Regions from separate parts of the Homo sapiens genome. Here region 2 is linked to region 1. A link is a loop called in an ENCODE intact Hi-C map of the cell type or tissue named here. Cell type or tissue: mammary epithelial cell. All regions are shown on one strand. Links, peaks and the distances in the headings refer to the core of each region. The heading gives the core; the rest is flanking DNA.

Region 1 (15,491 bases), core at 4,221-12,220:
ATTCCAAACCCCTCCCCAATGAGAGACATGCCAGCCCCGAGATAACCTCCTCTCCAGCCAGAAAGACATCAGCCCCAAGATAACCTCCCCTCCACCCAAAGACATTCCAACCCTGCCATAAACTTCTCCCCCACACAGAAACATTCCAACCTTGTGATAAGCTCCTTCACCCTAAAACTAATATATATATATGCTTAGTCTGTAAGAGAGAATGCTTCTGACTGAAATTGGCCAGAAGACCCTCTCTGGTTTATTTCTCTAAAATACATCTGTCTTTGACTGTTGAGCCACATTTCATGTTACTACCCTCTTTCTTTAACTCTTACAGGGATCCCGTTTCTTTTTGGGGGATTACAGTAAGTATAACACAGAAGGATCAAATGCTTCCCTCTGCCACGGCGTATGGAGACAAAGGGCAGTGCAAGATGCAACAGGCTTTGTCTGCTCCTGGTAGGCCTGCCTTTCACACAACTGCTCCAAATAGTGAAGACAATATAATAAGTAAGAGCCAGGAAAAGTCCTGTCTTGGCTGTCCATCAGATAACAATGGAATAGGTGTGGAAGGCTGCTGCTGGCCCTCACCATCGTCTTCACTACTCATAGTCTGCCTTCTTCCCGTTCTCTCAGATCTTCATTCCCCCAACTCAGCTCACTTAACACTTAACAAAGCAAACCCCAGGCATGACTCCTTTTCTCAGCTGCCCTTGGCATTCACATAATTTCCATCCTCTCTGCCCCTGGTGGGAGGGGAGGAGCACACCTGGCCAGCCTCCGGCACGAATTGCTTAGTGCTTGCCCCTCTGTCTCCCTATCACAGCCACAAGTGCCATGCAGATTGCAGTTTTCTGGTTTTCAAGGTCATCTCCACTAACCCAAAGCACATTCCAATGGGTTTCAATTTCCAGCTGCTCCCCTGAGATTCAGGCCACTGTTCACAATGCTCTCTGAATCCAGCCAGTGCCCTGCCTCATTCCAGCAGTCGGGAATGCTCAGCTTTGGAAGCCAGTGAGGTGGGCGGTAAGGTGTTTTATATGCCAAGTTGCCCTGTGTTTAAGAAGATTGAAAAAGGTGTCAGTGTACGTGTGGTGTTCATGTTGGCATTCTCACACATATATTTGAAGAATGTTTGATCTAAGTAAAAGGAATGACAGACTCCAGTTCCTGGAAACCAGGGATTCTTTGGAAGCAGTTCCATGCATTCTTTTTACTCACTGAAGACACTCCACTGAGATGCCTTTCTGGACCTACTAGGGCTGAAGTAGGGAGTGGTTCTGCCTGGGTGTTCTGATACCATCTGTGTATGACTGGCCTACTCCAGGCCCCAAGGCTGTGTCTCATTAAGAGCAGAGCCCCTAATAAGTTCACCTGTCAGTTGAGTGGGCATGTGCTGGACGTAGTGCTCAATGCTAGGGAGACAGACATGAGAGAGGTAGAGATGCTTACACATTTCAACATCATTTAAGGGTGAAGGTGAAGGCTGATATTGTTCCCTACCTGCCCAATATGCTTGTAGTGAATTATTCTGCCAACTTTAAGTATTACTTTAGGGATTGGCACTAGGAGCTTCAGGGGGTGGGAGGTGGTCAGGGGGAACTTCATGTCAAAGCTTCACATGTTATGTTAGGGCAAGATGGTACATTCAGCAAAGGCAGAGCATTAAGTAGATTCTCTGCCAAGGACTTTACAACTATAAGTCAGTGTCCCCACCACTGCTGCAAATCAGGTAATGTTCACTTTAGCTGGCTTTGTTGGGCAAGGGAAGGGACAGTGTGTGACCTTGTAAAAGCTAGTTCACTTTGGCAAGAGGCTGAAAAAGGGTCTGGCAAGACATTTCTCTTGTCAAGAGTAGCATTAGCAAATGTCTGAAATGAGTATCATCTCAAGAATTCAGCTGAAGTAGCTATATTGCTTTCTGTGTTGAAGTTAATAGAGTTGGTAGAAATCACAGACATGACTTCACAGCCTGAGATTCACTGGACTGACACAGCCACTGTTCAATGCTGCTGCAGCCCAGACCAAGCCCTGTATGTATTCTTGATCTTGGCCTCATCTGTGCAGTGGAAAGATAAAGGTATAAGGTGTGGGGAAATCAAACAAAATGAAAAACATGAAGGCTCTTGTAAGATTCAGGGGCTTGTGTGAATGTTAGGAAGCAAGGTGGTTACCGGGTGGTTGTGCCCAAGTGCTGCAGAGAAGGGGCTGCTGAGGGGCATCCTAAAGTCTTGTGTCATAGCTCCTGGGAGCCTAGAAGGAGGAGAGAGGCAGTTGCTGTGCATGTGGCCTGTGTCCTCTGGGATTTCCAGCTCCTGGGGCAGGGTAATGAGGGAGTGAGAAGGCATGGCCTCCCTTTCCTGAGAACAGGAAGAAAGAAGGAACTAGTTCTGCTTCTCTTTGAGGGTGTGCTGTGCGTGGAGTGTGCAGGGCAGAGCTTTGGCATTAACTGGCAGTGGACTTGAGCAAGGCATGACTTTTCTGGGTTTCTGATTCCTTTTCAGTAGGCACTGTCTCTATTGGCTCTGCCCACTTTTATGTCAAGTGATTGTCTAAGAATTTTAAAACCTACTTGGGAAACGTCCATAGCTAAATGCAAAAACAAGAGACCATATTTAAGTCAGCATTAAGTTCTGCAGTTCAGTGGTCATCAGATATCAGGGAGGGAGGGAATCGGTTCCTACTTGGCTCCACTTCTTGATCTTTTACAGCCCTATGAGAAGTATGATGCCCCATGCCCAGTGAGGTGCCAGGTGCCACTAGACCCAAGGAAGGTCTGGAAAACCACTTTCTCGAATAGCTTTGGCTTCACACAAACAAACAAGCATGTAGAGGCATGTGTTATTATGACGTTTAACTGCAGAAGTGTGCAGGTGCCAGAGGATGCAAATCATCTTACACTTTTAAAGCCCAATGTCACTGGCAACAGACCTTAGAAATGAGCCATAGCCTTCATTTTTCAGGAAAGGAAACAGACGCAGGAAAGTGAAGAGATTTGCTTGACTTTGATAGCAAAATTGAAATGAGAACCCAGGATTTGCACCCTTCACTCTCATTTGCAGAAATATTCTGTTTCTAAAATGAAAAAATACTGGCTTCTTTTTGCCATCCTCTCCCCCTTTCCTTAGTCTCAGTCACCCCAGCTACTTTTATTTCTATACCATTAAGTACCTGCCTATCTCCATTCATGCAGAACTCTCATCCTACAGGCTGATGTTGAGGTGGGAGATGAGCTGTTTGAGCCAGGCAGATGACTTAGGCAGCTGGCTGGTTGTTAGGCCTGCCTTCTGCCCTCTTTTGAAATGTCTCATTCCAGTTTTTTTTTTTTCTTAATACATATGTTGGTAGGACAACCTCCTGGCTCTGTGGCTTCACCTGCCTTCTCAGCTTAGGGTTAGCAAATACTGGGTCACCACTGCAGGTGAGAATAGAGTCCAACTTTGTCTTCCTTAGGGAACACTCATACTTCAACAGCCTTTAGATCATTTCCTAAGATCTCATTTATTCTGGTCCAGGGTCCCTTTCTTTTGAGAACTAACTTCCCTCCTTCCTTCCTTCCTTCCTTCCTTCTTTCCTTCCTTCCTTCCTTCCTTCCTTCCTTCCTTCCTTCCATCTTTCCTTCCTTCCTTCTTTCCTTCCTTCCTTCTTTCCTTTCTGCTTTCTTCCTTCCCTCCCTCCCGTCCTTTCTTCTTTCCTTCTTTCCTTCTTCCCTCCTTCCCTCCCTTCCTTTCTTCCTCCTTCTTTCCTTCTTTCTTCCTTCCTTCCTTTTTTCCTTCCCTCCGTTCCTCCCTCCCTCAAGTCAAGTTAGTGGACACCCACACTGTACTGGAAGTGGTCTCTAGCAGACAGACCCTTTACTGGTCCTTGGAAGGCTGGAGACCTCCTGGGAAAGGTGCAGCCTGACCATGAGGAGGAGTCAGCTGAGGAAATGGTGCCAAGGGGATGGGACATGCTGCAGACAGAAGCAGCCATGGCGGAATCTTGGTGTGGCTGGTTGTGTGCAGATGGTGTTGGGAGCTGTGGCAGAATCTATAATTCCCCTGGGCTGTGCTGTGCTTCTGCTCTGAAATCTGTGTGTCTTCTGGACCCGGGACGCTTGCCACAAACTCTTCTCCTTTCTTTACCATGTGGATTCCAGCATGTTTTAAAGTAGCAGAGCGGAGAGACCGGGGTTCTAGTTCAGCTCCGGTACTGACGGTTTCAGTGACTATTGGAAAGTCACTTCACTTCACAGGTCTCAGTTTTCTCACTGGTAAATGGAAGAAGGAAAGGAGTTCACAGCTAAAAGCTGAAGTAAATGTCTCTAGAGTCTTCTTTAAGTTTTAATTTTTTAAAAAAATTTAGAGACGAGGTCATGGCTGGCCTTGAAATCCTGGGCTCGAGTGATCCTCACTCCTCAGCTTCCTGAGTAGCTGGGACTACAGGCATGCCCCACCATCCCTAATGAAGCCTTTTTAGTTAAAAGATCTGAATTTCACAAAAACATTGATCTGCTCTTGAGGAGCCAGGGAGCCTTTTTCATGTACCCACGATTGATCTGAGGCCATAGCTGTTTAGCCTGCTGCTGAAAGAAGTTCTCATAATGAGGGCTGACTGCATATTTTACAGAAATAGAATCGGTGCAAAATAAAATGTGGGGTCCCATGGCAGCCCTTTAGGCCAAGCACAGGCCCTGGGTGACTGCACCAGCTGTGTGCCTACAGAACTGCCCTGCTCAGAGCTACACCAGGGATTTCACAGACTCCAGAAGGTGTGAGAGAGAGTTAGGGCCGTGCTCATGAGAAGAGTATTCCTACCTCAGTGGCCAGAGTTCATGCTAGGATGACAATAGGCCCACAGCCCATCTCATGCCCACCTCTCTATCACCAGTACCTGTTTTAGAAGAAGGGCTGACTTCACTAGTGCTGGTTCTTCCATTTCTCGAGGAAAGATTGCGCTGTTCAATAGGGAGCTTCAGGTTTCCAGAACAGATTACTGACTGTTTTGGAGTCTGCAACTGACCCCAGTGCCCCCTACCTTTGGGGAGAGAGTGGCCAAGCCATTTTGTTCTGTTCATCTGGCCTTCCCCCTCCAATTCCTCATAACAATCTTCTTTCATGCTTCAAAACACAGACTCCATTCTCTGCTCATTACCCTTGGGTGGCATCTTGGGCCATGATAAAGAAAAAGAACTTTCTCAAAATATGCACCAGAGTCCCCTGATATCTTAAGAATTACATGCAACCAGAGATGTTGAGTGATTCTCACCTGTATCACCTAAGAGTGGGAGATTCTCTTCTGAATTCAATTTTCAAAAGCAGATTTTCATTTTTTTTTGTTGTATAAAAATGCTCTGAGCATTGCATGATTTCAGGTTTTGGATCTAATTCCCAGTCCCTTTATAACCTTGGCAGCTGGGCTTCACCTTCATTAGCCTTTCCCTTTCCCTGCTCATTGGCCTCTCACAACCCCACTCCCTCTTCATATCACACAAATCAGTTCATTCTCAGCCCCATACACCCCATGTGTCTTCTCTTTTTTTCCAGTTTTCAACACGATAATCCAGCTTCTTCAGCTTCATTGACACATTAAAAAGTCATCTTTGAATTCGTTCTTACTTTGCCATTCAAAGCATTCTGTTCCCTGACTCCCCAGCCCTTCTTCGCTCCATTCTAACAGTTGAGTTTGCTTGTGTTTTATCCATCCATCCATCCATCCATCCATCCATCCATCCATCCATCCATCCACCCACCTACCCATGTGCCTATTTTGAATCAGGCACTGGGGACAGAGAGATGACATGATGAATTACTGTCCTCGTGACATGGCAGCTTAGGGGTGGGGAACAGGATATATACAAGAAAAATTAGTAGCAGTGCAATTAAATATGCACAAGGCACAGAGGCTGTAAAAAGAGATGTTTGGATGGTGAATAAGGAGCTGGGAAGGCAATAAGGTGCTGGCAAGAGATCTGGGGACCCTTTAAGCAGAAGGAATGCTGTGCACCGGCCTGGGTGGATGTAAAAGCATGCTGCATGTAGGAAGCGCTGTTTGGAAAATTGTTGAGGCACAAAGTAGGAGAATCTGGGGATAGGGCAGGGATTTGTGAGAATTAGTCTGGACTATTGGGCAGGGCCCAGGGCTTCAGAGGCCCTCTATGTTATGCTAAGGCTCTCAGGCTCATCCTGACAGTCCTGGGCCTCCACCCAGTGGTTGGTTTTAGGGAAGGTCATGACATGGTGAGACTAGTTTGGAGAGACAACTCTGGCAACACTGCTGAGGATACGTTTCACGGGTGACTCTCCAAGACAGGGAGGCCTATGGGGTGTAAAAGTAGGAATGACATTACCAGGGAGGAAGACGACACATTCAAGAGGTGTTGTGGAGGTAAAGTTGGTAGCGCTGAATGATAGGTGGTAGGAGTGGGGACTGCCATCTAGGTTTCTGGCTTGAGAAAGTGGGTGCATGAGAGTTTTGTGCCCACACCCAGTGCTGTCTAAACTAGTGGCCATTCTGCCTCAGGCCTACCTCGGTTGCCCCTGTCTTCCATTTTGTTACCAACATATAAATCAGGCCTTCATTTCTTACCTAGATTCTTGAAGTATCCTCAGCATCTCTTTCAGTCCATCCTACGAAATACTGCCATCATAATCTTCCAGGGACAGCTGAACAATTCCCATTGCATAGTGAATGATGTCCCATCTTTTAGTATCACCATCAATATTTACAGCTAGAGGAGACATTCTTTTTCCTTGGAGTCCAATTTTTGAGAGAAGATGAGGCATATTATATGTGAAGTAATTGAATGTCAAGTGGTCTTTAAGAGGGGTCACAGAATTCCTACTCTGAAGGCAACTGAAGGAAGGAGGCAGGGTGTCTCCAGGGGTGATCATGAGTGATCATGGTCTGTGCCCATCATTTTTTTCCAGGTGCATCTTCCACTTCTCCCCTGGCCTTGTGCTCTCTGGTCTGGTTTCATTGTTGCCTAAAAGTGACCCCTTTTCCCACCTGGGTCTTTGCAGACTGCATTGCCTCTGCCTGGAATACTTTCACTCACATTCCTGTCTGTTGAAATCCTACCCATCTTTTGATATCCAGTCCAAATGCAAGAACCCCATGAATGCCCAGGGGAATGGATCCTCCAGAAGCACTATCCTCTCTTATGACACCGCACATTTACTGTGCACAGCATCTAACATGTCTCGTATTTTATCTCCCCCACTGGACCGCTAGACCAGGAGCAGAAGTGGAAAATCGGAGGCCTTAAGCCTGGGGTCAACCTTTGAATGTGTTTTGTTAATTTGCATATTTTTCCCTCACAGAATTTAATTTTTTTAAAAAATCATGACCTGTGTTAAACATACAGAAAAACTGAGAATATTATATAATAATGTATATTTGGGACTTATCACCAAGAATGAACAGATTTGCTGCTGACACCTCGCCACCCACTTTTTAAGATACAAAATGTTACACATACAGTTTGAACACTAGCCCACATATCCCTCCCCTGGAGCTGGTCTTCACACTGCTTTTTCAAATTTAGGGTTAGTCACTAATATTTAGAAATGAAAAGATTTCACATAAGAGTTGGACTTTGGCCACTTTTCTGCAAGATCTCTCTAGGCCACTGTGGGCTCCCCACTCCATCCCTGGCCTGGGAGCCTGCCTGTCGGGTCCATGGCTGAGTCTTGCACCTGAGCTCCTCATCTGCCCTCTGTACACGTTTCCCAGAAGGCGGGTGGGCATCCTCATGTCCCTCATCCTCCTCTTCACCACTGCCCAAACTGTGCCCCCTGCCTTGGAACCAGGAATCCAAGGCCTCCTTCAAGCCCCACTGGCTCCTGTGGCTTTTCCCAGTGACTTCAGCTCAGCTCCATTCTCTGTACTCACATATACCTAAACCCTTAAGCTGGTGGCTGAGCACTTGCCTGTGTTTTCATTCATTCCTTTGCCAGGTACCCTGCAGAGCCACCCCGGTGGAGAAAAGACACCTAAAAGTCCGTGCTGGGTCAGGTTTCCTTCCTTGTTCTTCCCTCTGAGACTTTGCTGCCGCTGTGTGGTGAGTCTCGTGAGGTGCAGCAGAGTTTGGTGCAGGAGCTCCGCCAGCCTCACACCCTCAGGTATAAGAAGTGATGGCACATTTTGTTGGCCACAACACAACAAGGCCTTATTGCTTGTTCAGTTGAGAATCCTGGCCCATCCGATTCCCTCGTCTCTTTCTTTAAGCAACCCTTGCTGCCCGTTGAAAATATGTCCTTTTCTTTACCTTCCCTGTGAAAAGTGCCCTGGTGGTTTTATAGGCGTGGGGTTTCGCAAGGCTGAAAAACCAGGGGGAAGGGCTCTTTCCTCAGATTCCACCACTCTCCTTTTCTTCCCATTCTATTTGACATTAACATACGGATGGTGTGCATGCCTTTCAAGAGCTGGACAGATGCTGGCTCTTGCATTTTGTGCAGTGGCCGGGGAAGGATGGGTGTTCCATTTTCCACGTTACCCCACTGCCTGGGGCCACACCCCCTGATGCTAGTGCTGATCATCTGTCCCTTGTGGTTTTGACGATGGTGGAAACCTGTTCATCTGGGCCAGAATATGGTTTCCTTTACTCTACAGGATGAACACTGAAACTAATTCCTTTGTGGTAATCAAATTCAACTGATTAATGATCTGTAAATTTCCTCTGTAAGAAAGAAGTCATCTTGATGTTGTGTATTACTCTAATCATGCTGTGATACATCCAGGTCCAGAGGAGATAGCTTCCCCTCCCCACACTGTTGACCCACAGCAACCTCCTCACCTGCTTCCGCTCAATTCTGTCCCTGATGCCCCTGACAGTGTTTCTTTTGACTGTGTTTTTGTTGGTTGCTTAATAACTATGTCATCATTGAAGTCCCCAAACTTATATTGATTGGCCTCATCTCTTCATGGAAATTGAGACAAATGAGAGGACCAGTGATTAAAGGGGAGATAGAGAGAAGAAAGTGGCTAAGGAGATGGAAGAATGAAGGAAGAACAGATGTAATTTAAAATGAAAAAGAGAAAGGAGAGAGAGACCATTAAATCTGGGGATATGGGATAGTAGACTTCTACTTTGAGGCTGAATAGAAGGTATATTTTGGGGAAAGTTCACACTTGTTTTCTTTACTTGCCCAGGAACCCATGATGTGGCTTCATTGGGTGATTGGAAGGGTGAAATGCAGGGTTATGAATAACCAGAATGATCAACACACATATAGCCAGGTGTGTTCTACAGACCTTCAAGGAAATTGGCACTGAAGGTGGAGGCTGGATGCATTTTTGCTTCTCTCTGCCCTGCTCAGGGCCATTTGCTAAGGCATGCAAACCCTTCCAGATACTCCTCGAGGATTCTCCTGGATTCTAGAGAGTCCCCTGCAAGGGACTGGGCAAGAAGGAGGTAATCCAAGGTAGCCGGGGCTCTCCCATAAATCGGCACCCCATGCTTCAGTGCTCTGCTGTACCACGGACAAGACCAGTTCAGGCTGTGTAATTGGGTGGAAAGATAAGGACTTTCAAGGCCAACTCCCTCATAGCAGGCCTAGTCACTAATCAGTGTGACTGTGCACAAGTTTCCTTGCTAATAAAATGGAAATTGTCACTCTACCTCATAGATTTCTGATGAGTATTAAATGAGATAATATATGTCATATGTAGGTTATGTTGTACATGTGTGAAACATAGTAGAGCTTATTCATTCAGTCTTCATCCGCCCTCCCTGACCCTCCCACTACTCTGCCCACCTCCTAACCCCTGTTTCAGCCTACTCTTCTAAATGAGAGATGGTGATACCTGGAAATGTAAAAGAAAGGAGAAAAGTATGTATTAACAGTAACCACACTTTTCTCCACTTTAAGCATTAAATCATTTATTACTCTTTTCATTGAACTCTGTGAAGAAATAGGAGATTTAAAAGAAAAGAAATCCCTTCTCATTTAAGAGGGGAAATGGAGCTATAGTAGTCGAAAGAGACCCTCAAGTTAAAAGAGATCCCAAATTGTTCAGAATCAGGCCACGAGATTTGGTAACAGCAAATCACCTTGTGTGTCCTCTGGCATGTGATTAGGACAGAAAGCTTTTGGTTAGGCCACTGACTGCACAGGTTTTGATGGCACAGGAAGATAATAAGTTGGCTATTGTGTGAAAGGGAGGCAACAGGATCTGGGCTTGTGCCCTTGTCACCTTCTGTATGAAGCCAGGAGGATGGAGCTTGATGACATCGCCTAACAATACCCACATGCACATCTCTGTCATCCTTAAATCACTGAGTCTTGGACTTTAGGGTCTCCTTGTTCCAGTCCACAAGGGAACCAACCCACTCCATGGTTTTCTGCTGGGCTTCCTCCCAGCTGTAAATTGGCTTATACGCCAGATCTCGCTGAGCCTTCTTGTAAGAGAAGGTGACCATGCTGTTGGACAATGTCACTGTGTGGCAGTTGAAGGGAGGTCAATAGGTATAAATTGACCTGAGCAGGAAGCTCACTATTTCCAGCAGGAAGCCAATTCAGTACCTCAGGGCTAAAGGAAGCCTCCATCTGGAATCAAGGCAGAGGCCGAACTCTTTGCTCAGGGCGTAATTAAGGTTATCATAGCTTTGGTGAGGCGTGTCATCTGAGATGTAGTAGAACTGTCCTCAGACACTTGGGACCTTCTTGGGGCCCCACAGGGCCTCAAGGCCAGAATGTGGGCCCAGCCCACATAGACTGGGTTGGTTGTGGAGAACTTTCCAACAGTTGACAGGATCGCATTGTTTTTCAAGGCCTTATTTATATTGTCAGTAAGAAATGGGCTTCCTTCCCCATAGATATGCATTGAGCTTAAGGCACAAGTGTACAACATGCCAGCATTTTTCAGAGTCCACACATTAGCCACCAGCACAGCCTTCTCAGCAAGTTTTTGCTGTATGGATATGGAGCAGACCATGTGTTTTCCAGATGCTCTTGTTTGTGTCGATTCTGGAAAATCTCTTTGTAGGAGTTGGGCCAGGCTACCTGTATGCTGCTGGTATGGATGAAGACTAGCACACTAGCTTGGACACAGGCCTCCAACAGCTGTTGGGTACCTGCCCATGAAGAGCATGCTGTCAATGTCAGGAAATATCCCTAAGGGGGACCAACCACGTGAACAGATCCATGTGTCTCACTCCCCACTCCCAAGTTCAGTGGTTGTAATAGACTCGAGGTACATTCTTCAGTGGATCTGACTGAGATTGGGTCATGCTACAGCCATAGGAAAAACACAAAAATGAAAATCCTACTGGAAAGGCTAAGTGAGGTCTTAGTAAAGCACACCTCTCTATCTCCTGCCTCAGTCGAGAGACATCTAAACGATAAATTTATTACTCAGGCAGCTCCTGTCATCAGGAGGAAGTTGCAGAAACAGGCTCTGGGATCAGATAGTACATTAGAGGAGCTCCTGAAAGTGGCCATCTCGGTCTTTCCTCATAGAGACAGAAAAGCCCAGGAAAGAGAGAGGAGATACAGAAAAAAACCAAAAGCTTTACTGGCCTTGGTGCAAGCCCACAAACCCCAGAATTCCTGGGGTGCATCTGTTAACTGCTAAAGATATGCCAAGAACAGTTATGTCTCTTCTAAAGTTTAACCAGTCCAGGGTGAAACAGCTCGTACAATGTTGTTAGTATATTTTACTTCTTGTCTCTGTAATCTTTGGCACTAAATTCTTTCCTTGTTTAATACACATGTTTAATTCTGTGCCTGTTAAAAAGGCCCAAGATTCTAGCAGACACACACAAGCTGCTGGATGTCAAGAGGAGCAGATCAGGGGAAGAAGACAGAAGCAGCTAGATGTTGAGGGAAGCACATCAGTGAAGAAACACAGGGCAGCTGGATGTTGAGAGGGATGCACTGACCAGCAGAAGGATGCAGAGTTTGGCCAAGCAGTTAGGGAAGTGTCAGGCCACTGAGCAGCACACTCCGGGGGAAAACCATTCTATTCTGGCTTCCTCCATCTGCTGAGAGCTACCTCCACTCAATAAAAGCTTGCACTCATTCTCCAAGCTCAGGTGTGATTCAATTTTTCTGGTACACTAAGAGAAGAACCCAGGATATAGAAAGCCCTCCGTCCTTGTGGCAAGCTGGACGGTCTAAGGTCTAATTGAGCTGGTTAACACAAGCTGCCTATAGACGGCAAAACTAAAAGAGCAAAACTAAAAGAGCACCATGTAACACATGCCCACTGGGGCTTCAGGAGCTGTGAACATTTGCCCCTAGATGCTGCTTTGGAGTTGGAGCCCTCCAGCCTGCTCATCCGTATGCTCCCCTAGTGGTCTGAGCAGGGGCACTGAAGGAGGGAGCCACACCCCCATCACACGCACTGTGAAGGGGACAAGGGATTTTTCCCATTTCATTCTCATCAGTGTACAACAAGATTTAAAATGATGACTATAGTGGCACTTGGAAGATTTGATTCTGGCCCACAGAGGCAAGGGGTGGCTGGATATCAAGAGTCTGAAGTCGGAGTTTAGCTGAATTTGATTGGAGCCACAGTAGAAAGAGCATCCACAGCCTTTGGAGTCACACAGGGGTGAGTTTAAAGTCTCATTCTCCTACTTACTTACTTACCTGGGGGGCCTTGGACAAGTTACTTGCCATCTCTCAGCCCTAGTCTTCTCATGTAAAAAACTGAAGGTAGCAGCTTTGAACTCCCCCAGTTGGTAGTGATTAGCAAAGACACTTGGCCCAGAGCATAGCAGGTGTTCAGCGGAGGGACTTCTCTTCCTTCATTGTTTATCTTTCTGATCCTTGTTTGCTCCACCTTGCTCCATCTCCTCCTCAGGCTACTGTACCTTTCACGTTGAAGTTCATGATAGACTCTCTGTGAGTGACACCGAAGATGTCAATGATAGAGGCGGTGTGGATGACTACCGAGATGTCCTGGCAGGCTCTCTTCAGGCATGACTGATCCAGAATGTCTCCTTCTAGCACTGTCATCTTGGTCTTGTTCTGGAGCTCTGCAAGAACATAGGTCAGGTCATTGGAAGGGTTTCCGAATCTGGCTTGGAAGTTTCCTGATAAAGATGATGTTACATAGGTGTTCGAGGATGGTTAGAGTTGGGTTGTTAGAGTGGAGGATGTACACTCCATGGAAGGAACAATTAAACAAAGGCACAGAAGTCAGCACGTTTAGCAATTTTTTGGGAAAGAGCAAACATCTGTTTCTACCCCATCTCATTTCAGAAAAGTAATCTGAGCAATGAGCTGTCAGGTGTGCCTGGAATATAAGCACGGCTAGGGTCATGGGAGACTCACCAAAATTTTTAAGGAGAGTAGGGTGATTGTGGAGAGTTGGGTATAAGAGGGAAAAGTTTGAATTTAATTCTGTAGGTAATGCAGAATTGTGATTTTCGGTCTCCAGCACCATGTCACAGAAAACCCCTTATTTATATTTGGAACAAGTAGAGAAACAGGCCAGGGGTGGTGGCTCACACCTGTGATTCTAGCAATTTGGGAGACTGAGGCAGGTGGATCGCTTGCATCCAGGAGGTTGAGACCAGCCTGGACAACTTGGTGAAACCCCGTCTCTACCAAAAATACACAAATTAGCCAGACATAGTGGTGAATGCCTACACTCCCAGCTAATAAGAAGCCTGAGGTAGGAGGATGGATGGGTCCCAGGAGGTGAAGGTGGCAGTGAGCAGAGATCATGCCTCTGGACTCCAGCCTGGGTGGCACAGCAAAATCCTGTTTCAAAAAGAAAAAGAAAAACAGAAGCAGAATTGTAGTGTAGGAAGTTAACCTTGCCTCAAGGATATAAAATGGACTGGTATAGGGGATATGAGAAAGCCAGGGGATCAAGAGATTAATCAGAATGTCTGTGCCAAAGTTTAGATGAGGACTGGAAGCGGGGTCCAGCAGTGGAAGCAGAGGAGGAGAGAGATACACCAGGTTGGAATTTCAGACCTCACCTTGAAGGTCCTGGTACCTGTTGGATCTTGGCTGAGAGGAAAAGGAGAAGATAAAATCACCCCTATGGTTTCCTGCTTGAGCAACTGGGAGGAGAGTGGAGCCATTACTAGCGAATTGCAGAAGAGTTTAAATAATGAATTTTTTTGAAAATTCTTATTGGATATTATCAAAGGAGGTACAAATGCTGAAAATGAGTCAGTCACCAATGAACTAACATCCAGCTGTGTAGCCCAGGGCAGCAGTTACAACATCAATGTCTTCAGGCTCCTCTGAAATCCACAGGTAGTGATGCTGCCAGTAAAGTTGTCACCTGGAATTAGCCCACAAAATGAACACCATGCTACATGGAGCTCAGATAAATACTTTACACTCATTTGTGCTTTATAATCTGCATACAGCTCACAGCTTGCTTATTTCCTTTTACAGCTGTCTCATGAGGTAGGTGTTCTGAATCCCATTTTATTGGTGAAGAAACTGGGGCTCAGAGAGGTTAAGGGACAGATTAAAGGTCACGTTTCTAGTGAAGGCTCAAAGTTGCCCACCCCACCTCCAAGTCTTGTACCCTGTACACCAGGTGCAGGAATAGCTGTTTACAATCAACTTTTCTGAGAAAGAGTAAGAATAAGTCAGTTTAACTGAAATTGGCAACAAAGGCCAAAGAACAGTGAGAGTAAAATTCAGAGTGAAAAATTCAAAGCAGGAGAAATTCCTTCCTGGGATACAGGTGGGACCATTTGCTCTCCTGATGCCTCTGCCTTGTTTTGTCTACTCCCAGCCCCTTCCCACTGTCAGGCAACTCCAAGGAGGCCCTGGAATGGGGGAGGCAGGGAAGAGGCTGCTGGGGAGGAGGTGGGTGACAGCCTGAGAGTGGAATTTTCTCTGGTAGTATTTCCACCTCTGTACTTCCTGCTCCCTTCATCTGCTTCCCATTTGCTGCCAACTTCAGACTGGCTCAAAGGAATTGTCATTTCAAAGCTGAAGAAGTCTAAAGCCAAGAGAAAATGACTCTTCCGCAGTGAGTTCACAGGGAACTAGAGAGACCAGGAAAGGGGACTTTGTGGATGGAGCCATTGCTCCCTCCCTCCTCAAGCTGCTAGACGAACTACTGCTTAAGAGCACAGATGCTGCACTAGACCACATGGGTTCAAATCCAACTTTGCCATATTCTAACTGTGGAACATTGGACAAGTTCATTAATCTCTCTCTGACTGTTTCCTCATCTGTAAGAAAGGAGGCTAATAACATTAACAATCTCATAGGGCTGTTATGAGCAGCAAATGAGTGGGCACATGCAAACCATGTAGCACAGTGCCTGGCACAGAAAAAACACTGAAAGGATTCTCTGTTTTTATCTTCATACAGTCTTTTGCCCATCCATTATACCCCTGCATTTTCACCACAGGGGAATTGTTCCTCTAGGCTAAGCATTGCTTTTTCTTTGTATTACGTGTTAGAGTGCAAATATTGGTGAGACATAATGATTACAATCATTTAAAATTCATGAAGTGTTAATATTTGTTTATCAAAGACACCATTAGAACAGAGGGTGGAGGAAATCAGAAGAGGTCAGAGAAGAGTGAA
Region 2 (15,491 bases), core at 3,673-11,672, 110 kb before region 1:
CCTGCAGACACATTGATCATGCACTTCCTGGCATCTGGAACATGAGAAATAAGTTTCTGTTGTTTGTACATTTTCTAATCTGATATATTTTGTTGTACTAGCACAAATAGACTAAATCATGACACTTCCATTTTTTACAAGTCACTCAAATCAGGGTGTTGAAAGTAATCTTCAAGGCCTGTGGTCATCTAGGCATCCTGTTCCACAATGCAACTGTGACTGCTGTGTCAGCCAGACAGTCACCCCTAGACATGTGCTTTCTTAGTATTTCCCTAAACTTTCAGCACAAGCACTCCATCCTTGCTGCTGGATTAAAGGCCCCTCCTTGGCCTCAAATTATCAGCCCACCAGTGCAGCAGCCAATTTGACACCTAAATAAAAAGTTAAGGCCTCACTCTGGGAGCATGGTCAATTTCCCTTTTCTTTTTACCAACCCAATAAAATTTCATCCGATTTAACCTTCTGTGCTTCTCTTCAATGACCACAATTCTCCAAAGTATCCACTACTCTTCCAAGTATTCTAATGACACGTGGTTTTTTTCCTTTCAACTGATTTAACTTTGCTGCACTGTTTCATAGATAGAGAGTATGATTTCTGTTGGGAAATTTTTATAGGTATAGCTCTTCTGTCCAGAGTGCAAAGTTCCATAGTTTTGGACAGTATGTGCAAAAAATTATAAGCTACTGGCTGTTTCAGTCGTTACTGATCTGCCCTATTAAGATCTTTTGTTCTGAGAAGAATCAATGGGAATTCTTTGAGTCATACAATTAACGAACTATTTTTATTTTATTTTATTTTATTATTATTATTTTTTTGAGACTGAGTCTCACTCTGTCACCTGGGCTGGAGTGCAGTGGCGCAATCTCAGCTCACTGCAAGCTCCTCCTCCTGGGTTCATGCCATTCTCCCACCTCAGTCTCCTGAGTGGCTGGGACTACAGGCACCCGCCACCATGCCTGGCTAATTTTTTGTATTTTTAGTAGAGACAGGTTTTCACCATTCACAGGATGGTCTCGATCTCCTGACCTTGTGATCTGCCCGCCTCGGTCTCCCAAAGTGCTGGGATTACAGGTATGAGCCACTGTGCCCGGCCCGAACTATTTTATTTAAAGGGACTGCTGTTTTGAAAGGTTGGGTGTTCACTTCTTTTTAATTTTGGGATCTGAATTGCAGTTATAGGCAAGCAGAGCTATATGACGATACTTCATTTTCCCTTTCTAAATATTTGGGTGGTGAAGGCACTATATGTATATTTTGGTTAAGCAAATAGGTCTGAAAAGTTATTACCAGGGAGACTGCTATGGGACTGTTTCTCTTTTGGAGTGTTCCATGCAAATGTTTCCTTGACCCAGCCCTTGACTCTGGGGGTTAATCTGGGCAAAAGTGAACCTGCACTGTGGCGTGGGTTCATGCAGGAAAGTGTCCAGTCAAGGAATGATAGAAGACTTTTCACGTCTGTTGGTTTAGGTAGTGACCCATTCTGCTGGCTTCCATCCTAACTCACTGTTTTCCTCCTCTGACTGCTATAATTCTCCAGATGTGATGATGTATTTTGATCCAGCTTTGCCTTCGGTTATTTAATAAATATTTATGGGGCCCTCTATGACATTGGACATGATTCTAGGCTCTTGGGAATGTAGCAGGAAGCAAGATGGTCTAAGGTCCCTATGCAGGTACAGATAAACAACAAAATAGACAACTGATAAGTTAGTTGCAGGTTGTGGTAACAGCTAGGAGGGGAGAAACAGTGTGATGTGACGAGTGAAGCAGATTGTTTTTGGGAGAGGATGGTCAGGGATGTTTCAACTCATTAGGGCAATGACAATTCAGCTGAGATCTACATGTCAATAGAGAGCCAACCATTAGAAGATGAGGAACATCATTTTATGTAAACGGAATGATAGATGTGAAGATCCGGAGGCAAGAAAGTCTTGCGTGTTTATGGAATTGAAGGGAGGCCAATCTGGCTGGGACACTGTGAGTAAAAGAGAGAGTGATGAGGACACGAGTTGGAAGGATGAGCAGATCATGTGGTGCCCGGGAGAGCTGGAGATCAGTTTAGAGTCTATAGTAAATGGAATGGGAAGCCCCAGAAAGGTTTTATATAGGTGAGACATAGGATTTGAGTTTACTTTAAAAAATCTCTCAGGCTGTTATATGGAGAACACAGTTTGGTAAGCAGCAAGAGAGACATTGGAAAAGCCAATGCTGAAGCTATTCATTTAGAGAGAGACTTTTTTTTCTCTAACCTTCTTTTTTTGTTTGTTTTTATGAGGCAGGGTCTTGCTCTGTTACCCAGAGTACTGTTGTGCAGTGGTGCGATCTTCAACTTCCCAGCCCAAGAGATTCTCCTACCTCAGTCTCGGGAGTGTCTAGGACCACAGGTATGCACCACCATGCCTGGCTAGACTTTTAACAAATTTTTAATTCTGTAGAGATGGGGTCTCCCTATGTTGCCCAGGGTGGTCTTCAAATCCTAGGCTCCAGTGATCCTCCTGCTCGGCCACCCAGAGTGCTGAGACTATAGTCGTGAACCTTCATGCTCAACTATCTCTATCTTTGATGTGAGTGAGCCTCTGCCCACATTCCAATTAAAGAAACTGTACCTGATTGCCATGGAATTTTTGAGGTTTGATTAGTTTAAGCAATAGATTTTCTTAACCTTGGAGAGCTTTTCTGTTTGTCTTTTAAATGTAGAGAGCACTTACTTGAAATGAGGCCTAAGTACCTGTAATTTTGTAGAAACTCCCTGGGTGATTTTAATGGGCAAAGAGGGTGAGAACTCTTTAGGACCAATTAGGGACCCCCTTTCTTTCTTGGGGATTACAGTAAGTATAATACATAAGGCTCAAATCCTCTCCTTCACCAGAATTATGGAGGCAAAGGGCAGTGCAAGGTACATCAGGCTTTGTCTGCTCCTGGTAGGCCACCTTTCACACAACTGCTCCAAATAGTGAAGACAATATCATAAGTAAGAGCCAGGAAAAGTGCCTGTCTTGGCTGTCCATCAGATGACAATGGAATAGGTGTGGAAGGCTGCTGCTGGCCTTCACCGTCTTCACCACTCAGAGTCAGCCTTCTTCTGCTTCTCTCAGATCTTTATTCCCCCAACTCAGCTCTCTTAACAAAGCAAAACCCCAGGCATGACTTGTTTTCTCAGCTGCCCTTGGCAATCACATAATTTCCATCCTCTCTGCCCCTGGTGGGAGGGGAGGAGCATACTTGGCCAGTCTCCAGCATGAATTGTCTAGTCTTTGCTCCTCGGTCTCATTGTCACAGCCACAAGTGCCCTGCAGTTTTCTGCTGCCAGACTGTGGTTTCAAGGTCATGTTCACTAACCCAAAGCACATTCCAATGGGTTTCAATTTCCAGCTGCTGCCATGAGATCCAGGCCATTTTCTCAGTGCTCTCTGCATCCAGTGGGTGCCCTACCTCAATCCGGCAGCCGGGATTGCTTAGCTTTGGAAGCCAGTGAGGTGGGTGGCAAGTTGTTCCATATACCATGTTTCCCTCTGTTTAAGAAGTTTGAAAAAGGTATCAGTGTTTGTGCGGTGTTCAAGCTGGCATTCCAGATGTGTTGAAGATGTTCAACACAAGTGAAAGAATTGACAGGCCCCTGTTTCTAGAGACTAGGGAATCACTGGAAGCAGTTCCATGCATTCTTTTTATTCACTGAAGACACTCCACTGAGATGCTTTTCTGAAAGCATCAAGGGCTGAAGTAGGGAGTGGTTCTGCCTGGGTGTTCTGATACCATCTGTGTATGACTGGCCTTCCCCAGACCCCAAGGCTGTGACTCATTAAGAGCAGAGACCCTGAGAAGTTCACCCCTCAGCTGAGTGGCATGTTCCAGGCATAGTGCTCAATGCTGGGGAGACAGATATGAGAGAGGTAGAGATGCTTACACATTCCAACACCATTTAAGGGCGAAGGTGAAGGCTGATTTTGTTTCCTGCCTGTCCAACCTGCTTGGGGTGAATTATTTTGCCAACTGTATGTATGACTTTAAGGATTTGGCCCCTGGGGCTGCAAGGGATGGGAGGTGGACAGGGGGGAACTTCATGTCAAGGCTTCACATGTTATGCTAGGGCAAGACGGTACATTCAACAAAGGCTCAGAGTTAAGCAGATTCTCTGCCAAGGACTTTGCAACTATAAGTCAGAGTTTCCACCACTGCTGCAAATCAGGCAATGTCGACTGTACCTGGCTTTGTTGGGTGAGGGAAGGGACAGTGTGTGACCTTGGAAAAGCTAATTCACTTTGTCAAGGGGCTGGAAAAGTATCTGGCTAGACATTTCTCTTGTTAGGGGTAGCATTAGTGAATGTCTGAAATGAGGGTCACCTCAAGGTTTCACCTGAAGCAGCTCTACTGCTTTCTGTGTTGAAGTTAATAGAGTAGGTAGAAATCACAGACATGACTTCACAGCCTGAGATTCACTGGACTGATACAGCCACTGTTCAATGCTGCTGCAGCCTAGACCAAGCCCTATAGGTATTCTTGATCTTGCTCTCATCTGTGCAGTGGAAAGATGCAGGTATGAGGTGTGGGAAAATCAAATCAAACAAAATGACAAACATGAAGGCTCTTGTAAGATTCACGGGCTTGTGTGAATGTTAGGAAGCAAGGTGGTTACAAGGTGGTCGTGCTCAGTGCTGCAGAGAAGGGGCTGCTGAGGGGCATCCTAAAGTCTTGTATCATAGCTCCTGGGATCCCAGAAGGAGGAGAGAGGCAGTTGCAGTGCATATGGACTCTGTCCTCTGGGATTTCCAGCTCCTAGGGCAGGGTGAAGAGGAAGTGAGAAGGCATGGCCTCCCTTTCCTGAGAACAGGAAGAAAGAAGGAACTAGTTCTGCTCCTCCTTTGAGGGTGTGCTGTGTGTGGAGTGAGCAGGGCAGAGCTTTGGCATTAACTGGCAGTGGACTTGAGCAAGGCATGACTTTTCTGGGTTTCTGATTCCTTTTCAGTAGGCACTGACTCTATTGGTCCTGCCCATTTTAATTTCTAGTGATTGTCTAAGAGTTTTAAAACCTTCTTGGGAAACATCTATAGCTTAATGCCAAAACAAAAGGCTGTATTTAAGTCAGCATTAAGTTCTGCAGTTCAGTGGTCATCAGATATCAGGGAAGGAGGGAATCGGTTCCTACTTGGCCCACTTCTTGATCCTTTACAACCCTATGAGAGGTATGACGCCCCTTTTCCAGTGAGGTGCCATGTGCCACTAGAGCCACGAATGACTGGGAAACCACTTTCTCAAATAGCTTTGGCTTCACACAAACAAATAAGCACAAGGAGGCTTATGTTATTACGAAGTTTAGTGGCAGAAGTGTGCAGGTGCCAGAGGATGCAAATCATCTTACACTTTTGCAGCCCAATGTCACTGGCAAAAGACCTTAGAAATGAGCCATAACCTTCATTTTGTAGGAAAGAAAACAGACCCAGGAAGGTGAAGAGATTTGCTTAACTTCGATGACAAAATTGAAATCAGAACCCAGGATTTTCACTCTTCACTCTTATTTGCAAAAATATTCTTCTTCTAAAACAAAAGAATACTCGCTTGTTTTTTGCCCTCCTTGACCCCTTTCCTTAGTCCCTCTCACCCCCAACTACTTTCATTTCTTTACCATGAAGCACCTGCCTGTCTCCATTTATGCAACATCCACGTCCACAAGCTGATGTTCAGATGAGAGGTTGGGTTATATAGGCAAGATAGATGGTTTAGACAGCAGACTTCTCATTAAACCTACCCTCTGCCCTGTTTCCAAATGTCTCTCATCCCAGTTTTTTTTCCCTTAATAAATATTTTACCTCAAAGGTAGCAAATCATTGGTCACCATTACAGACAGTTGTCTAAGTGAACGTTGGAAAGGTCATCTCACTTCCCAGGCCTCAGTTTTCTCATCAGTAAAATGAAAGCAGGAAAGGAACCCACAGTTAAAAGCTGGAGTAATGGTCTCTAGATCCCTCTTTAACTTCAATTTAATAAAAATTTTAGAGATGAAGTCTTGTCTGATGTTGAATTCCTGGATTCAAGTGATCTTTCCCCTCAGCCTCCCAGTAGCTGGGAATACAGGTGTGCCCTACCATGCCTGATGAAACTTTCTTTGCTCTAAAATCTGAACTCCACAAAGACATTGATCTGTCCTGTAGGAGTCAGGAAGCCTTTTCTATTTAACCATGCTAGGTCAGCAATAGGTGTTTTGCCTGCTGCTGAAAGAAGTTCTCTCAGTCAGGACTGCCTGTGTATTTTACAGGGATCAGTGCAAAATGAAATGTGGGGTCCCATGGCAGCCCCTTAAGCCAAGCACAGGCCCTGGGTGACCTCACCGGCCTTGTGCCCAGAGAGCTGCTCTGCTCAGAGCTACACCAGGGATTTGACAGACTCCAGCTAGTGCAGGAGGGAGTTAGTGCCAGGCTCATGAGAAGGGTATTCCTACTTTAGTGGCCAGCGTTCATGCTAAGATGACAATAGGCCCGGAACCCATATCACGCCCACCTCTCTGTCGCCAGTACCTGTTTTGGAAGAAGGGCTGACTGCATCAGTGCTGGTTCTTCCATTTCTTGAGGAAAGATTGCGCTCTTCAATAAGGAACTTCAGGTTTCCAGAACAGATTACTGACTGTTTTGGAGTCTGCAACTGACCTCAGTGCTCCCTGCCTTTGGGGACAGAGTGGCTAAGCCACTTTCTTTTCATCCAGCCTTCCCTCTCCACTTCCTCATAATGAACCTCTTTCATGCCTCAGATCACCGACTCCATTCCCTGCTCATTACCATTGGGTGGGATCTTGGGCCAAGATAAAGAAAAAGAACGCCCCTCAATTTTCCACCAGAGTCCCCTGATGTCTTAAGAAGCACATGTAGACAGAGAGGTTGCGTGGTCCTCACTTGAGTCAACTAAGAGTGGGAGATTCTCTTCTGAATTCATTTTTCAAAAGCAGTTTTTCCTTTTTTTTGTAGTATAAAAATGCTCTGGGCCTTGCACCATTTCAGGTTTTGGATCCAATTCCCAGTCCCTTTATAACCTTGGCAGCTGGGCTTCGCCTTCAACAGCCTTTCCCTTTCCCTGCTCATGGGCCTCTCACAACCCCACTCTCTCTTTCTATCACACAAATGAGTTCATTCTCAGCACCATACCCACTATGTGGCTTATCTCTTTTCCAGCTCTCATCATGATGATCGAGCTTCTTCAGGTTCATTGACACCCTGAAAATTTGTCTTTGAATTCTCTCTTGCTTTGTCATTGAAAGCATTGTGCTCCCTGACTCCCCATCCCCTCCTCTCTCCGTCCTAACATTTGAGTTTGTTGGTGTTTCATCTTTCTATCCGTGCATCCATCTATCTCTCCATCAGCCCATGTGTCTATTTTGTGTCAGTCACTGGGGACAGAGAGATGACATGGTGAGTTACTGTCCTCAGGACATGGCAGTGTAGGGGTGGGGGACAGGATATATAAATAAAAAATTAATGGCAGTGCAACTAGATATGCACAAAGCACAGAGGCTATAAAAGAGATGCTTTGGATGGTGAATAAGGAGCTGGGAAGGATGTGCTGGCAGGAGAGCTGGGCACCCTCTAAGCAGAAGGAATGCCGTGCACTGGCCTAGGTAGATGTAAAAGCATGCTGCAAGCAGGAAGCCCTGAGTTTTTGAAAATTGTTGAGGCACAAAGTAGGAGAATCTGGGAACAGGGCAGGGATTGGTGAGAATTAGTCTGGGGTGTTAGGCAGGGCCCAGGGCTTCAGAGGCCCTCTATGTTATGTTAAGGCTCTCAGGCTCCTCCTGACAGTCCTGGGGCTCCACCCAGTGGTTGGTTTTAAGGAAGGGCATGACGTGGTGAGACTAGTTTGGAGAGACAACTCTGGCAACACTGCTAAGGATAGGTTTCATGAGTGACTCTCCAAGACAGGGAGGCCTGTGGCAGGTACAAGTAGGAATGATGTTACCAGGGAGGAAGAGGACACATTCAAGAGGTGTTGTGGAGGTAAAGTTGGTAGCACTAAATGATAGGTGGGAAGAGTGGGGGGCTGCTGTCCAGGTTTCTGTCTTGAAAAAGTGGGTGCATGAGAGTTCTGTGCCCACACCCAGTCCTGTCTAAACTAGTGGCCATTCTGCCTCAGGCCTGCCTCATTTGCCCCTGTATTCCATTTTGTTACCAACACATAAATCAGGCCTTCATTTCTTACCTAGATCTTGAAGTATCCTCTTCATCTCTTTCAGTCCATCCTACGACATGCTGCCAAGGTAATCTTCCAGGGACAGCTGAACAATTCCCATTGCAGAGTGAATGACGTCCCAGCTTTTAGCATCACCATCAATATTCATTGCTGGAGGAGACATTCTTTTCCCATAGATTCCAATTTTTGAGAGAACATGAGGCATGTAGTATGTGTGAAGTAATTGAATGTCGTCGGGTTTTTTTGTTGTTTTTGTTTGTTTGTTTCTTTGTTTTACTTATTTATTTACTTATTTATCTTATTTTTTTGAGACAGAGTCCTGCTCTGTCTCCCAGGCTGGAGTACAATGGTGTGATCTCAGCTCACTGCAACCTCTGCCTCCTGAGTTCAAACAATTCTGCCTCAGCCTCCCAAGTAGCTGGGATTACAGGCACCAACATCATGCCCCCTAACTTTTTTGTATTTTTAGTGGAGACAGGCTTTTGCCATGTTGGCCAGGCTGGTCTCGAACTCCTGACCTCAGGTGATCCATCTACCTCAGCATTGCAAACTGCTAGGATTACAGGCGTGAGCCACCGTGCCCGGCCCAAGTCATCTTTAATGGGGACACAGAACTCCTACTCTGAGGTCAATGAAGGAAGGAGGCAGGGTGTCTCCAGGGGTGGCCCCGGGTGATCCTGTGTGTGCCCATCATGTCTTTCCAGGTGTATCTTCCATTTCTCCCTGGCGTGGTGCTCTCTGGTCTGGTCTCATTGTTCCCTAAAAGTGACCCCTTTCCCACTTGGGTCTTTGCAGACTCCATTGTCTCCACCTGGAATACTTTCCCTCACATTCCTGTCTGTTGAAATCCTACCCATCTTCTGATATTTAGCCCAAATGCAAGGACCCCATGAATCCCCTATGGGAATGGATCTCCCGGAAGCATTTTCCTTTCTTATGGCACTCTTCACATTTACTGTGCACTGCACCTAACACGTCTCCTATTTTATCTCCCGCACTGGACCACTAGACTGGGAGCAGAAGTGGAAAATCAGAGGCCTTAATCCTGGGGCCAGGCTGTGAGTGTGTTTTCTTAGTTTGCATATTTGTTCCCCACCAAATTTAATTTATTAAAAAATTATAACCTATGTTAAACATACAGGAAAGCTGAGAGTATGATATAATAATGTATATTTGGGACTTATCGCCAAGAATGAATAGATTTGCTGCTGACACCTCACCACCCACTTTTTAAGATATAAATTATTGCACATACAGTTGGAACACTAGCCCACACATCCCTCTCCTGGAGCAGATCTTCACACTGCTTTTTCAAGTTTAGAGTTAGTCACTAATATTTGGAAATCATGGGATTTCACATCATAAGAGTTGGCCTCTTGTCACTTTCCTGCCAGTTCTCACCAGTCCATCACAGGCTCTGGGGCCCACCCTGGCCCTTGGAATCTGCCTATCTAGTCTGTGGCTTAGTCTGGCACCCGAGCTCTCTCATCTGCGCTCTGTACATGCTTTCCAGAAAGCAGAGGTCCTCCTCATGCCCCTCCATCCTCCTCTGCACCACTGCTCGGGCTGTGCCCATTGCTTGGACTGAGGAATTCAAGGCCTCATTCAAGCTCCACTGGCTCCTGTGGCTTTTCCCAGTGACTTCAGCTCAGCTTCATTCTCTGTACTCATATATACCTAGCCCTTAAGCCGGTGGCTGAGCACTTGCCTTTGCTTTCATTCATTCCTTTGTCAGGTACCCTGCAGAGCCACCCAGGTGGAGAAAAAGGACCCAAAAGTACCTTCCAGGTTAGGCTTCCTTGTTTTTCCCTCCAAGCCTTTCCGCCCCCGTATGGTGCATCCTGTGAGGTGCATCAGGGCTTGGTGCAGGAGCTCTGCCTGGCACCCTCAGTTGTAAGAAGGAATGGCACATTTTGTTGGCCGTAACACTCTGAGGCCTTTGTACCTCTTTAGTGAGATGGCTGACTGATCAGGCCTCCTCGCCTCTTTCGCTGATCACCCCTCACTGCCTGTTGGAGATATGTCCTCTTCCTTCCTTTGCCTGTGAAAACTGCCCTGGTGGTTTCGTAAGCGTAGGGTTTCACCAGGCTGAAAAACCAGGGGAAGGCGTCTTGTCTCTGATTCCACCACCTTCCTTTGGTTCCTATGGTATTTGGCATTAACATATGGATGTTGCGTTTGCCTTACAAGAGCTGGAGCGATGCTGGCTCTTGCATTTTGTGCAGTGGCTGGGGAAGGAGGGGTGTTGCATTTTTCTTTTTTCTTTTTTTTAATTTGTTAATTTTTTATTATACTTTAAGTGCTAGGGTACATGTGCACAACATGCAGGTTTGATACATAGGTATACATGTGCCACATTGGTTTGCTGCACCCATCAACTTGTCATTTACATTAGGTATTTCTCCTAATGCTATCTGTCCCCCAGACCCTCACCCCCAACAGGCCCCGGTGTGTGATATTCCCTGCCCTGTGTCCCTGTGTTCTCGTTCTTCAATTCCCACCTATGAGTGAGAACATGTAGTGTTTGGTTTTCTGTCCTTGTGATAGTTTGCTTAAAATGTTGGTTTCCACCTTCATCCATGTCCCTGCAAAAAAACATGAACTCATCCTTTTTTATGGCTGCATAGTGTTCCATGGTGTATATGTGCCACATTTTCTTAATCCAGTCTATCATTGACGGACATTTGGGTTGGTTCCAAGTCTTTGCTATTGTGAATAGTGCCTTAATAAACATACATGTGCATGTGTCTTTATAGTAGCATGATTTATAATCGTTTGGGTGTATACCCAGTAATGGGATTGCCAGGTCAAATGATATTTCTAGTTCTAGATCCTTGAGGAGTTGCCACACTGTCTTCCACAATGGTTGAACTAATTTACACTCCCACCAACAGTGTAAAAGCATTCCTATTTCTCCACATCCTCTCCAGCATCTGTTGTTTCCTGACTTTTTAATGATTGCCATTCTAACTGGCATGAGTGGTATCTCATTGTGGTTTGGATTTGCATTTCTCTGATGACCAGTGATGATGAGCATTTTTTCATATGTCTGTTGGCTGCATAAATGTCTTCTTTTGAGATGTATCTGTTCATATCCTTTGTCTACTTTTACATGAGGTGATTTGTTGTTTTCTTGTAAATTTGTTTAAGTTCTTTGTCGACTCTGGATATTAGTCCTTTGTCAGATGGGTAGATTGCAAAGATTTTCTCCCATTCTGTAGTTTGCCTGTTCACTCTGATGATAGTTTCTTTTGCTGTGCAGAAGCTCTTTAGTTTAATTAGATCTCATTTGTCAATTTTGGCTTTTGCTGCATTGCTTTTAGTGTTTTAGTCATGAAGTCTTTGCCCATGCCTATGTCCTGAATGGTATTGCCTAGGTTTTCTTCTAGGGTTTTTATGGTGTTAGGTCTTACATTTAAGTATTTAATCCATCTTCAGTTATTTTTCGTACATGGTGTAAGGAAAGGATCCAGTTTCAGCTTTCTACATATGGCTAGCCAGTTTTCCCAGCACCATTTGTTAAATAGGGAATCCTTTCCCCATTGCTTGTTTTTGTCCGGTTTGTCAAAGATCAGATGGTTGTAGATGTGTGGTGTTATTTCTGAGGTCTCTGTTCTGTTCCATTGGTCTGCATGTCTGTTTTGGTACAAGTACCATGCTGTTTTGGTTACTGTAGCCTTATAGTATAGTTTGAAGTCAGATAGCGTGATGCCTCCAGCTTTGTTCTTTTTGCTTAGGATTGTCTTGGCTATGTGGGCTCTTTTTTGGTTCCATATGAAATTTAAAGTATTTTTTTCCCAATTCTTTGAAGAAAGTCAGTGGTAGTTTGATGGGGATAGTATTGAATCTATAAATTACCTTGGGCAGTATAGCCATTTTCATGATATTGATTTTTCCTATCCATGAGCATGGAACATTCTTCCATTTGTTTGTGCCCTCTTTTATTTTGTTGAGCAGTGGTTTGTAGTTTTCCTTGAAGAGGCCCTTCACATCCCTTGTAAGTTGAATTCCTAGGTATTTTATTCTCTTTGAAGCAATTGTGAATGGGAGTTCACTCATGATTTGGCTCTCTGTTTGTCTGTTATTGATGTATAGGAATGCTTGTGATTTTTGCACATTGATTTTGTATCCTGAGACTTTGCTGAAGTTGCTTATCAGCTTAAGGAGATTTTGGGCTGAGAGGATGGGGTTTTCTAAATATACAATTACATTGTCTGCAAACAGAAACAATTTGAGTTCCTCTTTTCTTAATTGAATACCCTTTATTTCTTTCTCTTGCCTGATTGCCCTAGCCAGAACTTCCAAAACTGTGTTGAATAGGAGTGGTGAGGGAGGGCATCTTTGTCTTGTGCCAGTTTTCAAAGGGAATGCTTCCAGTTTTGGCCCATTCAGTACGATATTGGCTGCAGGTTTGTCAGAAATAGCTCTTATTATTTTGAGATATGTTCCATCAATACCTAGTTTATTGAGAGTTTTTAGCATGAAGGGCTGTTGAATTTTGTCACAGGCCTTTTCTGCATCTATTGAGATAATCATGTGGTTTTTGTTGTTGGTTCTGTTTATGTGATGGATTACGAATATTGATTTGTGTATGTTGAACCAGCCTTGCATCCCAGGGATGAAGCCTACTTGATCATGGTGGGTAAGCTTTTTAATGTGCTGCTGCATTCGGTTTGCCAGTATTTTACTGAGGATTTTCACATTGATGTTCATCAGGGATATTGGCCTAAAATTCTATTTTTTTGTTGTGTCTCTACCAGGCTTTGGTATCAGGATGATGCTAGCCTCATAAAATGAGTTAGGGAGGGTTCCCTCTTTTTCTTTTGATTGAAATAGTTTCAGAAGGAATGGTACCAGCTCCTCTGTACCTCTAGTAGAATTCGGCTGTGAATCCATCTGGTCCTGGACTTTTTTTGGTTGCTAGCCTATTAATTATTGCCTCAATTTCAGAACCTGTTATTGGTCTATTCAGAGATTCAACTTCTTCCTGGTTTAGTCTTGGGAAGATGTATGTGTCTAGGAATTTATCCATTTCTTCTAGATTTTCTAGTTTATTTGCATAGAAGTGTTTATAATATTCTCTGATGGTAGTTTGTATTTCTGTGGGATCGGTGGTGATATCCCCTTTATCATTTTTTATTGCATCTATTTGATTCTTCTCTCTTTTCTTTTTTATTAGTTTTCCTAGTAGTCTATCTTTTTTGTTGATCTTTTCAAAAAAACAGCTCTTGGATTCATTGATTTTTTTTTTTTTTTTTTTTTTTTGAGACGGAGTCTCGCTCTGTCGCCCAGGCTGGAGTGCAGTGGCGGGATCTCGGCTCACTGCAAGCTCCGCCTCCCGGGTTCACGCCATTCTCCTGCCTCAGCCTCCCAAGTAGCTGGGACTACAGGCGCCCGCCACTACGCCCGGCTAATTTTTTGTATTTTTAGTAGAGACGGGGTTTCACCGTTTTAGCCGGGATGGTCTCAATCTCCTGACCTCGTGTTCCGCCTGCCTCGGCCTCCCAAAGTGCTGGGATTACAGGCATGAGCCACCGCGCCCGGCCTTCATTGATTTTTTTGAAAGTTTTTTTGTGTCTCTATCTTCTTCAGTTCTGCTCTGATCTTAGTTATTTCTTGTCTTCTGCTAGCTTTTGAATTTGTTTGCTCTTGCTTCTCTAGTTCTTTTAATTGTGATGTTAGGGTGTCGACTTAAGATATTTCCTGCTTTCTCTTGTGGGCATTTAGTGCTATAAATTTCCCTCTACACACTGTTTTAAATGTGTCCCAGAGATTCTGGTACATTGTGTCTTTGTTTTCATTGGTTTCAAAGAAGATTTTTATTTCTGCCTTCATTTCGTTATTTACCCAGTAGTCATTCAGGAGCAGGTTGTTCAGTTTCCATGTAGTTGTGCAGTTTTGAGTGAGTTTCTTAATCCTGAGTTCTAATTTGTTTGCACTGTGGTCTGAGAGACAGTTTGTTGTGATTTCTGTTCTTTTACATTTGCTGAGGAGTGTTTTACTTCCAATTATGTGGTCAATTTTAGAATAAGTGTGATGTGGTGCTGAGAAGAATGTATATTCTGCTGATTTGGAGTGTAGAGTTCTGTAGATGTCTATTAGGTCTGCTTGGTGCAGAGCTGAGTTCAAGTCCTGGATATCCTTGTTAATCTTCTGTCTCACTGATCTGTCTAATATTGACAGTGGGGTATTAAAATGTCCCATTATTATTGTGTGGGAATCTAAGTCTGTTTTGTAGGTCTCTAAGGACTTGCTTTATGAATCTGGGTGCTCCTGTATTAGGTGCATATTTATTTAAGATAGTTAGCTCTTCTTGGCGAACTGATCCCTTACCATTATGTAGTGGCCTTCTTTGTCTTTTTTGATTTTTGTTGGTTTAAAGTCTGTTTTATCAGAGACTAGGAGATTGCATTCCCTGCTTTTTTTTTGCTTACTATTTGCTTGGTAGATCTTCCTCCATCCCTTTATTTTGAGCCTGTGTGTGTCTTTGCACGTGAGATGGGTATCCTGAATACAGCACACTGATGGGTCTTGATTCTTTATCCAATTTGCCAGTCTGTGTCTTTTAATTGGGGCATTTAGGCCATTTACATTTAAGGTTATTATTATGTTTGAATTTGATCCTGTCATTATGATGTTAGCTGATTATTTTGCCCATTAATTGATGCAGTTTCTTCATAGCGTCGATGGTCTTTACCATTTGGCATGTTTTTGCCGTGGCTGGTTTTGCAGTGGTTGTTCCTTTCCATGTTTAGTGCTTCCTTCAGGAGCCTTGTAAGGCAGGCCTGGTGGTGACAAAATCTCTCAGCATTTGTTTGTCTCTAAAGGATTTTATTTCTCCTTCACTTATGAAGCTTAGTTTGGCTGAATATGAGTTTCTGGGTTGAAAATTCTTTTCTTTAAGAATGTCGAATATTGGCCCCCACTCTCTTCTGGCCTGCAGGTTTTCTGCCGAGAGATCCGCTGTTAGTCTGATGGTCTTCCCTTTGTGGGTAACTGAACCTTTCTCTCTGGCTGCCCTTAACATTTTTTCCTTCATTTCAACCTTGGTGAATCTGGCAATTATGTGTCTTGGGGTTGCCCTTCTCGAGGAGTATCTTTGTGGTGTTCTCTGTATTTCCTGAATTTGAATGTTTTCCCGCCTTGCTAGGTTGGGGAAGTTCTCCTGAATAATATCCTCAAGAGTGTTTTCTAACTTGGTTCCATTCTCCCTGTCACTTTCAGGTGCACCAAACAAATGTAGATTTGGTCTTTGCATATAGTGCCATATTTCTTGGAGGCTTCGTTCATTTCTTTTCACTCTTTTTTCTCTAATCTTGTC

Evidence for each region. Hi-C counts contacts between places; a loop is a spot of excess contacts. Peaks named below come from ENCODE experiments on the same cell type or tissue, not always from the same donor. Only the 100,000 strongest peaks of a DNase experiment are listed, where the experiment ranks them.
Region 2: it touches region 1 in a loop (11-fold over the local background); 3 of 110 quality-filtered maps call a loop at or near these places.

The regions. Positions count from the first base shown.
Region 1 is chr1:119,468,559-119,484,049 of GRCh38, reverse strand. It overlaps LOC124904388 (a long non-coding RNA gene), which reads left to right and starts at 7,525. Exons shown (of 2, transcript XR_007066503.1): 1 at 7,525-8,093; 2 at 9,124-9,589. It overlaps LOC105378935 (a long non-coding RNA gene), which reads left to right. Exons shown (of 3, transcript XR_947755.2): 3 at 329-1,003. It also overlaps the pseudogene HSD3BP1. In mammary epithelial cell, for the core only: CTCF peaks have their summits at 6,176 (motif pointing left) and 8,031; a DNase peak (open chromatin) is centred at 8,029.
Region 2 is chr1:119,575,307-119,590,797 of GRCh38, reverse strand. No RefSeq gene overlaps it. Among named protein-coding and RNA genes, the nearest start is that of LINC00622, 16 kb to the left of the region's middle. In mammary epithelial cell, for the core only: a CTCF peak has its summit at 7,794 (motif pointing left); a DNase peak (open chromatin) is centred at 7,807.